2 separate regions of the Homo sapiens genome follow, and region 2 is linked to region 1. A link is an interaction called in ENCODE POLR2A ChIA-PET data of the cell type or tissue named here. Cell type or tissue: MCF 10A. All regions are shown on one strand. Region 1 overlaps RECK (reversion inducing cysteine rich protein with kazal motifs). Region 2 has its middle 15 kb from the start of SPAAR.

Region 1 (5,000 bases):
AGGTAACTGAGGGTTCGTATTCACTCCTATGGAGCCTCTTTTGACCTGCTTACCAATACCACACCCAATGTGCCCCCATATAACTGCTCCCTCTCCCTCCCCTACTCATGTTAGTCAAGAATAGGTCAAAACTATAGGGGTGCTGAGGTGAGGATCTACCATAACCTCAAAGATGCAAAGAACATGTCAGCATACTGGAGTTGACAGGGTCTCAAGAGAACTTCAAATCCAAAAGCTGTCACTATCTAGTTGGAGAGCCAGATATGTATAAGCAAGCAAAGGGCAGAGCCAGGGCTGGAACCCAGACTGCCCTGCCAGTGCTCTTCCATGACACTGCACTGAGAATAGTCTGGGTTGTTTTTCTCAATGCAGCCAATGCAAGGTTGAATGTTTGTTCACAGAGTAATCTATTTAACCAGTCCCCTATTTTTAAAATCAGCTCCTTAAATTGTAACCAAAAAAGGTCACCATTTTCTTGAGGTTAATATTATTTTCCTTAAAAATATTTTGATCCTAAAAAAATTATTTTTGATCCTAAAATCTTTCCTCTGGTAGCTGCTCTCAATAACTAGTTCCCTGCCCTACTCTCGCGATTAAATTCCTGAATATTTGACAATTAGTACTCCCAAGCTGGTAGATGTCAGCTCCAATATATTACTAGGTGGGGGTGTGTTAGGATGGATTCAGGAAGAGGGAATTCCAGGTAGTACAAGCCCTTTGATCCACTGTTGGGAGCATATGAACTGTGGGCAAACCTGGCACAAAAACAGAGTAAATCAAAGTTGAGGGAACCCTATGTGATCCTTCATGCCACACTGGTTTTCCTTTTGGTGGGGAAGACCCTTTGGGTGCACCTGGGAAGTAGACTCTGCTGGTCCAACCTCTAGCCCAGAAGTTCGCTCTGCAATTTATTTTCTGCCACTTCAGTGACCCTTTTCTATTGATTTTTAAAATAGGAAACTGGTTAAATAGATTAATCTATGAACAAACATTCAACCTTGCTTTGGGTGCATTCAGAAGAGAGAAATCCAAATAGTCCATTGCAATACAGTGAGACCAGACTATTCTCACAACGCAGTGTCATGGAAGAGCACTGGTAGGGCAGTCCGGGTTCTAGCCCTGGCTCTGCCCTTTGCTTGCTACGTATATCTGGCTGTCCAATTTGATTTGGCTTTTGGATTTGAAAAAAATGGTTCATTCCTCCATTTGTCCACTTGTTTCAATCCTTTCTCTGTCCACTGCCCTTTTACTACTGACTACTCCAGCTCTCTCTCATTTTCATCAATGATAAAGATGATGACAACAAAACACTGATCATATGAATCTTGTAAAAAAAAATTACAGGTTTGAATTTTGGATGATTTAGTTACTTTTGGACAAAGACCCAAAAGAGCACATTTTATTAACTGTTATGTTAATGTTTTATATGCCCAGTACTTTCTACTTAACTATGCTATTACTTAAAAGTAAAGGGGCTACTTTGTTTCTAAGGCCTCAATAAATAAAAATCTGTTTCCTTTTCACAGATGGGTTGAAATTTCTTCCAGTTTAAAGTTTCACATTTCATAGAAGAAATCCAGCTTATGAAATGCTAAGTAGGAGAGGTTAAATATAACTGTTCTTTAAAAACATAAATGTTTTTAAACCTCTACAAGGTGTTTTTTCCTTGTGGATACCATGAATGTCAAAAAGTATAGATGACTAGAATATGTAAGGAGTTTAATGTCATGACTTGGAAATATCACTAAACAAGTGATTATTAAATTTCTTCAGCCTTCCAAATAATGTGTCATTTCAACAGATATGCAAATAAAAATGAACACTCAAAACAGAAATGAGCTTTATAGGTCTAGACTGCTCAGAAAAATTTGCTCATTATCACCACAGGGCACCCAACCAGCTGGAAGCAAATTCACTGGCAAGTAACATCTGCAGAGAAACACAAGGTCTAGAAGACAGCCTAGCACAGAGTATGTGCTTGTGGTGAACTGACTACAGTAATGGCCCCAATTTTTCACATTTCCTTATATCTATTTATTGTACAGTAACTCTGGCCTTAGCCATGTGACTTGCCTTGCTTTGGCCTAGTGGACACTAGCAAGCTTGGAGTAAGCAGTTGCCCGAACTACACTTGCATGTTTCCACTTTCTCTCTTGGACTCCTGCCACCACCACGTGAACATGCCTGAGCTAGTCTGCTAAAGGGAGGGGAAAACATGGAGAAGATCTGAGCTGACTTAGCCAAGGGCTTCCTAAAGCAGGCAGCCCCAGGCTGACCTGCCATCTGATTGTAGACAGATGAGTGTGCCCAGCTGGAATCAGCTAAGCCTGGCCAGAGCAGAACTGCCTAGTAAGCCCTTAGATTTGTGAGAAATAATAAATTGTTACTGTTTTAAGCTATGGAGTTTTGGGATGGTTTACTATACAACATTATTGGGATAATAGATAGTACTCAGAATGAAAACATTCTCCACAGTACAGTAGAAAATGAGCACTTTCTCCATGCATTCCAAGAGTGTAAGACATTTACACAGAGTTTCCACGTAAAGCTGATATACTGTGTTACAAAGAACCTTGAATAATTCTGTTCTCCAGAGTGGGAAAAAGTCTATAAAATTTTTCTATCTATAAAAGTACTGACTGTAGCACTTTGTTACAGGCAACAGCTTTCTGCTCATCCTTTAAGTCTTACCTGCTCTGTGAAAGACTTCCCCATTTCCCTAGGCAGGGTTTTTTCCTCCAGGCTCCAATACATTCTAGCAATGTACTTGTCTCACTGTATTGTAATGGACTATTTGGATTTCTCTCTTCCCATGGACTATGAGCTTCTTGCAGACTAAATCCTTTCATTTTTGTACCCTGAGAACAATGCCTGATACATATTAAATATATTGGTTCAGTGTGTATCAGTTCAATGAATGTTAAGTGAATGAATGACAGAGACAAAGATAATTATATGAACTCTGTCCCAGGAACTCAGGGATTAGTTTAAAAAGAGACATGTAAACATAGTTATGCTATAGAGCGACAAATGCTATAATAAAGCATGCAAAGGGCTTGGAAGTAGTGATCAATTTTATGTGTGTGGAGAGAAGATGAATGGGCAGGAAAGGCTTTAAAGTGGTACCATTTAAACCAGGATTTAAGGCAAAGGTTACTCTAGTTCAATAGAGGTAATGATGTTCTGGAACCAGCTTTTTTTGTGGGGGGTGGTTGTGGAGAAAATCTGGATTTGCAGTATTTGCTGATGTTCACGCTGCAAATACCTCCACCCATGGCTGATTTTAAGTTACAAGCTGGCTTGCAAAATCCCTGAATATTTAACAAGCAGTACTCCCTAGCTGGTAGGGAGCTGGTATTGCCAGCTCCAATATACTATACTTTTTGTTCCAAGATTCAGAAGAAGGAATTCCAGGTGGAACAAACAATTTGTACAACTACAACTAACAAATAAAACAACAGGGTCAATCTGGGAAACTATAAGTAGCATGCTGCTTAAATGTAACAGAGAGAAGAACCAGGAGCTAGACTGAGAAAAGCTTGGGATACTGGGCTGAGGAGCATGAGCTGTGTTCTACAGGGAAGCAACTGAAGGGTTTAAGGAAGGTAGTGACATGGATCAAATTTGGTCTTTAAAGAGATTAATCTAGAAGTGGATATAGTAGATAAGAGGAGAAATTAGACACAGGAAAACTAGTTTGGCAGCTATTATAGGTATCCAGAAAAGTGGCAGAAAGACCTAAGCTAAGGCAATACCTGAGGATCTGAAAGGGAGACTGATTTAAGGTACATTTAGAAGGCAACTCTTTAGGCTTGAGAGACAGTAATTTGCAGGAGGTGATGAGAAAGAGGAAAGAGTAGACAATACCTCTCAGGCATTTAAGTTGATGTGCCTGGAAGGATCATATTGGTACAACCAAACAAGAAATGCAAGAAAAATCATAAGTTTTGTTTTGGGATGGATGTGTGTGTGTGTGTGTGTGTGTGTGTGTGTGTGTGTCTGTGTGTGTCTGTGTGTGTCTGTGTGTTGCTGTTTAGGGGTGGAAGGGAGGGAAGGGGAGGCAGAAAAGGTAGAGAAAGTAATAATCAATTTGGTTGATTTAAAATCAATCAATTTTGGTTTGATTGTTTGTTGTTCCAAGGGAACATCAAAAGTACATGTATCCAATAGTGTTCAGGAGCTCAAAAAAAAAAAGGTTAGCAATGAAGATTCTGAAGTTGTCAGCATATAAGAACAATTAAATCTATGGGAGATGAGATTGCTTAAGGGGAAAACCTTGGCCACTTAAGATGAGACCAGGTCGCAATCTAATCTGATTTGATCAAATTCCCTTTTGGAATCATCTCGTTCAGGTGACTTCTGAGAAGAATGAACTGGAAAAGGAAATACACTAGCAGCAAGGAGACTAAATAGGAGTTACTCCCTTCCCCCAACTACAAAACAAATACGACAAACCAAAACAACATACAAAGTTTAATACTATCTTAAGCCAGTACTGCAGGACCTAATAGGTTTCGCTCTTTTTGGAGCTCATCAGCTGCAGGTAACGGCTCAAATCTACTGTGATACAGTATACCGGTACAGCATTTTACCATTTATAAAGCCTCTCATTCATAGTCTTCTATTTACTATATCCTGGCAATTCTTGAAGTTGCCTCAGCATAAACTAAAAGATGCTTTACTTTTAGGTCCTGAGGGCTTTGCTGGGGCAAAGTATCACACGATTCCTTTTGTTAAAATCCCTAAAAGCTGACTGGGCAAGGAACAAAACTGTCCATAGCCTAGGCTGTGATCTGCCACAACTAGATGGTCTCCTCTATTCTTAGAACCACTGCAGTACAGATCCAATCACACTGAAGCTTAGGAGGCTTCTAGCTGTCCAGAGAATCCTGTTGGTCCTGATATCCCTGCTCCTCTTATCTCTAAATTGGGCTAATTTTTCATCCCTTTTCCTTTATGCTTCTGGTAGTAAATCTAGAACCAAAGTTAATTTGAAAGAA
Region 2 (5,000 bases), 150 kb after region 1:
ATCTCCCACCCACTCGTCCCACCTTCCCTTCCCTCCAGCCACACTGATATCACTGCTGATTCTCAAACAGCCAAGCTCCTTTCTGCCACAAGACTTGGAACGTGCTTCCTCCAGTTGGTCACACAGTGGCGATCCTTCACGTTGCCCAAGTCTCTGCATGAGGGTGCCTTCTCATGTCCCTAAGATTGACATCCTCCCATTGCTTCCCAGCTCCCACTGCTTTATTCTTCCCCATAACACTCATTACCCCCTGACAATCTATTTATTTATTTGTTTATTGACTAACGCCCCATTAGAATGTTCATTTCATGGGGGAAGGGGCTCCATCTGCCGTGTTTGTACCTAACACACAGTGCCCAGCAGCACAGAGCACAGTTCAGTGCTTAACACATAATCATGCTCAATAAATATTTTGTGAATAAATGAATGAGGTAGAAAGCCTTCACTATGAAGAATGTACATTACATTCACTTTGGCTTATCACAGAGAAGGACAATGAAAAGGTCATTCTCTGCTACTTGAACTACCATTAAGGGGAAGTAAACTATAAGGGCCTTGTAAAGCATAAGTCTCTAGACAAATGGAAATTATTATCATTACATTAATGTGGTGGCATGCTAGATGCTCTCTGCTCTGTAAAAATGGACAGGACCAGGCCAGGCGTGGTGGCTCACACCTGTAATTCAGCACTTTGGGAGGCCGAGGCAGGAGGATCATGAGGTCAAGAGATCGAGACCATCCTGGCCAACATGGTGAAACCCTGTCTCTACTAAAAATACAAAAATTAGCCAGGCGTGGTGGCGCATACTTGTAGTCCCAGCTACTTTGGGAGGCTGAGGCAGGAGAATCACTTGAACCCTGGAGGTGGAGGTTGCAGTGAGCCAAAATCATGCCACTGCACTCCAGCTTGGCAACAGAGGGAGACTCCATCTCAAACAAAAAAAAAAAAGAAAAAGGACAGGACCCAGTCCCTGCTCACACGGATAAAGACATCAGACAGTTAAGTTGCTCACAGAAGGCTTTTACTAAGAGAAATAGTTTGCTGTAGGTACACTAAATTTCTGAGAATATTGGAGGATTATTTAAAGAGAGCATTTAGAAAGGTCATCATTGCCATTTTGAGAATAGAACTTTGAAAATTAGTTTTGTTTTTAAATGCAAATAGAAAATTCATGTCTATCAAAAAGTAGCTATATGTGTCAAAAATGAATAGTCAATAAAGTTTAAGTTACCATAAGCACGTGGATCACATTACTGGTTTCTCTGATTTGAACCATGAAATTATCTAGTTGCTGTAAATACACAAAAATGGCATCTAGTAGACACTCGAATGAACTACTAATCCTTGGAAGGTCAATTCAGACAACCAGGTGTCATCTCATCCATATTACCAGACTTCTAGATCTTATAGCCAGTGTAAATTTTAATGGAATTATATAGGATTGCCAAGATTTTATGTTGTCTAATTAGGGTGTTAAACAACAATAGCTAATACCACCTACTACTAAAAAAAGACATTATAACACCTCCTGAAATAGAAAGAACATAATCTTGGAATAAAGAGAATGTACTTCAAATTGCAAATATTTAGTTTTATTTTTAAAATGTACTACATTGCCTTTTTTTCTCTCTCTCTCTCTTTTTTTTTTTTTTTTTTTTTTTGAGACAGGGTCTTGCTTTGTTACCCAGGCTGGAGTGCAGTAGCACAATCACAGCTCACTGCAGCCTCGACCTCCTGGGCTCAATTGATTCTCCTCCTCAGCCTTCCAAGTAGCTGGGACCACACACGTGTGCACCATCATGCCTGGCTAATTTTTAAATTATTTGTAGAGACAGGGTCTCCCTGTGTCGCCCGGGCTGGTAACTCCCGGGCTCAAGAGATCCTTCCACCTCAGCCTCCCAAAGTGCTGGGATTACAAGCATGAGCCACCGTGCCTGGCTGAGACCTGGAAAATGTTATAGACAGGTAGGTACCAATACATAGGCTGGTATATGGGAACTGCTGCTCAGTTAATGACTCCTTCTGCATCCTTTGATTAAATATTCCCAGCAGTGGAGAGTTGCTATCAAAAAGCTACCTCCATCCAGTTCTGATGGGTAGGAGGTTTCTCTTTAATTTAGGGTAAAGTTGGCAGCCTCCACCTTTGGGTTCTGGTTTTGGCCTAGAGCCCTCTGTGAGGAAGGCTAAATCTTTTTTACTTAGATGTGTGAAAGCAGCTCTCAAACCCAATCCCAACTCCTGTAAGTTCTTCCTAGACTGAATCCCCAGCTCCTTCAGCCAGTTCCTAAACCATTCACTGGCAGAGCAATAAGGTACGTTCCAGCCTTTGAGTGGTCTGGTTCCTACAAACTAAAGACCACAGGCATAGAGGCCAGGCGCAGTGGCTCCGACCTGTAATCCCAGCACTTCAGGAGGCCAAGGCAGGTGGATCACTTGAGCTCAGGAGTTCCAGAGCAGCCTAGGCAACACGGCAAAATTCCGTCTCTAGAAAAAATACAAAACTTAGCTGGGCGCAGTGCTGCATGCCTGTAGTCCCAGCTACTCAGGAGGCTGAGGCGAGAGGATCATTTGAGCCCAGGAGGCAGAGGTTGCAGTGAGCCGAGATTTCACCACTGCATTCCAGCCTGGGCGACGGGAGTGAAACCCTGTCTCGAAAAGAAAAGAAAAGGTCATAGTCATTTGTGAAAAGACCTTTGAGTATTAAAAATCTGAAAACTTCTTTTACCAACTTAGAGGAGTATAAAAGCTTATTCATCAGCCTTCTTGGCAGATGGGAAGACAGGCATGCATGAAACCACAGCCTCTTCTATTCCAAATGTATCATCCATTATCACTAGATGCAGCTGCCTCCCCCACACTCTCTGAGTCACTGGGTAATGCTACAGTCTTTCATTTTCACCTCCATTACAAACCTTTCAAGGATTCTTGCTAGTAGCTTTTGCTTTCACTAGGAACTTCCCAAAGGCAAAATTACAACAAATTATTTGTAATGATCAAATTGGCTTTTATTTGTGATTCTAGAATCAGGCAACACCTCATTCTACGAAATAGAATGAGTATTCCAGTGAAGTGGGCAGAGAAGTTTGGCTTTATGGATAAAAGAGGGCTGAAGAAAGCAGAAACAGGGAACAAAAAGCAGATTGGTCATTTCAAAGTTGCTTTCCTTATAGGGTTAAAGCAGAGGGCACTTTTTATTGTGCTGATTCAGGGTGACTGGAAGCTCCTGCGTTTTTGGAAAACTGCCTCATTTCAAAGTCCGGTTTGATGACTTGGCAGTTAGCACAGGTGACTCTGCTCTGGTTTGATCTGCTCTGCTAGGGCCAGTGTAGGAGGCTAGTCCAAAACAATGGCCTCCCATAAACTATGTAACAGAATACAATGCACTGGTGTGCTGTTTAATTTGTTTCAGTTATGAGTGATAGAAAACCACATATCAATAGTGGTTTAAATAAGACTGTTTTGCTTTGGTATAAAAGCCTGGAAGAAGGCAGTATAGGACTGATATGGGCTCCCACAGTATCAGGAACCCAGGCCCCTTTTATCTTATTGTTCCCCCAAATGGGGCTTCTACTCCCAAGGCCACTCTGGTCCAATCTGACTTCTGTAGCTCCAGCCATTATATCTACATTCTGGCCAGATAAAGGAGAAAAAACAAAGAAGAGTATTCCGCCTCTATTTAAGGACATTTCCCAGAAGTCACACACCACTTCTACTGGCCATTCCTAGTTCCAAGAGGGACTGTGTTGATGTTATTGTTGTTTTTCTAATAAGGAAAAAGAGGAAAACTGAGGTTAGGAGACAAGTAGACCCCTGTGCACAGGGTCAGACATAAAGTCAAATGATCACCGATGCAGCTCTGGTGCGGCCTCTCTGAAAAATCACCAAACTTAACACCAAATCCTAAGGACTCCATACCTCAAACCCCTTAAAATGAGATCAATGAAAATGAGCGGTGGCCAAAATTGGGACCCAGGAGAATGTATCCAGTAGGATCACGATCAGTCAAGCAAATAGGTTTTACTTGGGTTTCCTGGATTTGTGTTGTGTTTTGTTTTGCTTTGTTTGAGATGGAGTCTCCCTCTGTTGCCCAGGCTGGAGTGCAGTGGCACAATCTCGGCTCACTGCAACCTCCATCTCCCGGGTTCAAGTGATTCTCCTGCCTCAGCCTCCCGAGTAGCTGGGACTACAGGCGCGCACCACCACGCCCAGCTAATTTTTATATTTTTAGTACAGATGGGGTTTCACCATGCTGGCCAGGATGGTCTTGATCTCTTGACCTCATGATCCACCTGCCTCAGCCTCCCAAAGTGCTGGGAATACAGGCACGAGCCACCGTGCCCGGCCAGATTTGTGTTTTTATGCAGGAATTCCTTCCCAGCATTTCTCGGAAATACTGTTTTTCCAAATGCCAATTCCTGAGAAAAAGAAGTTAAGACATCTAGGAACCTGGTAAGAGTGTTTTTGTGTGAGAATTAAAGCTTAGCAATCAACATGTTGAACTAGATGTGACTAGTTCAAAGGAATCCACTGACACCAAATCAAAAGCGAGAGTAGAAAATACTGAGGCACCCATAGGAAAGTTAAGTTCTGAATGGAACTGGGGAGTAGAGGAGAGAAAAGGCCATCATCTAATCAGTCTTCCGACTGCTGTTGCCAGGGTAGAGGTGGTGGTGGGCTAGCGCTGGCTCAAGAAGAGCCAGTTGTATGCTGCTCTTCCCAGCTCTCAGTGACATCCCCTCGGTAGCTGGGCATTGACCATTGTGGGAACATTTATGCCTCCCCTCAGAATTTGGCAAACCCTACATATAAGGGTTTTTTTTTTTTTCTCCAGGAGAGTCAGTTTACCAGCACACACTGGTTATAAGTGTGTGTTTGTGACCTGGTCTGCTTCTAATGGTAAGTCATTTTTGCAAATAAAACAAATATTGGTAAGTTTGTACACATAGGATACTTATACAAGTCCTATGAGCAGTGTCGGAAAAAAATAACAAATTTTGAA

Evidence for each region. Peaks named below come from ENCODE experiments on the same cell type or tissue, not always from the same donor. Only the 100,000 strongest peaks of a DNase experiment are listed, where the experiment ranks them.
Region 2: POLR2A ChIA-PET joins it to region 1 with 5 read pairs; 2 of 35 experiments call an interaction of 5 or more read pairs at or near these places.

What each region holds. Positions count from the first base shown.
Region 1 is chr9:36,072,241-36,077,240 of GRCh38, reverse strand. All of the region lies in intron 6 of RECK (reversion inducing cysteine rich protein with kazal motifs), which reads right to left. Among named protein-coding and RNA genes, the nearest start is that of RECK, 38 kb to the right of the region's middle. In MCF 10A, no CTCF peak of the experiment used is centred here; a DNase peak (open chromatin) is centred at 2,170.
Region 2 is chr9:35,922,273-35,927,272 of GRCh38, reverse strand. No RefSeq gene overlaps it. Among named protein-coding and RNA genes, the nearest start is that of SPAAR, 15 kb to the right of the region's middle. RefSeq lists an enhancer at 2,803-4,002. In MCF 10A, no CTCF peak of the experiment used is centred here; DNase peaks (open chromatin) are centred at 2,842 and 3,252.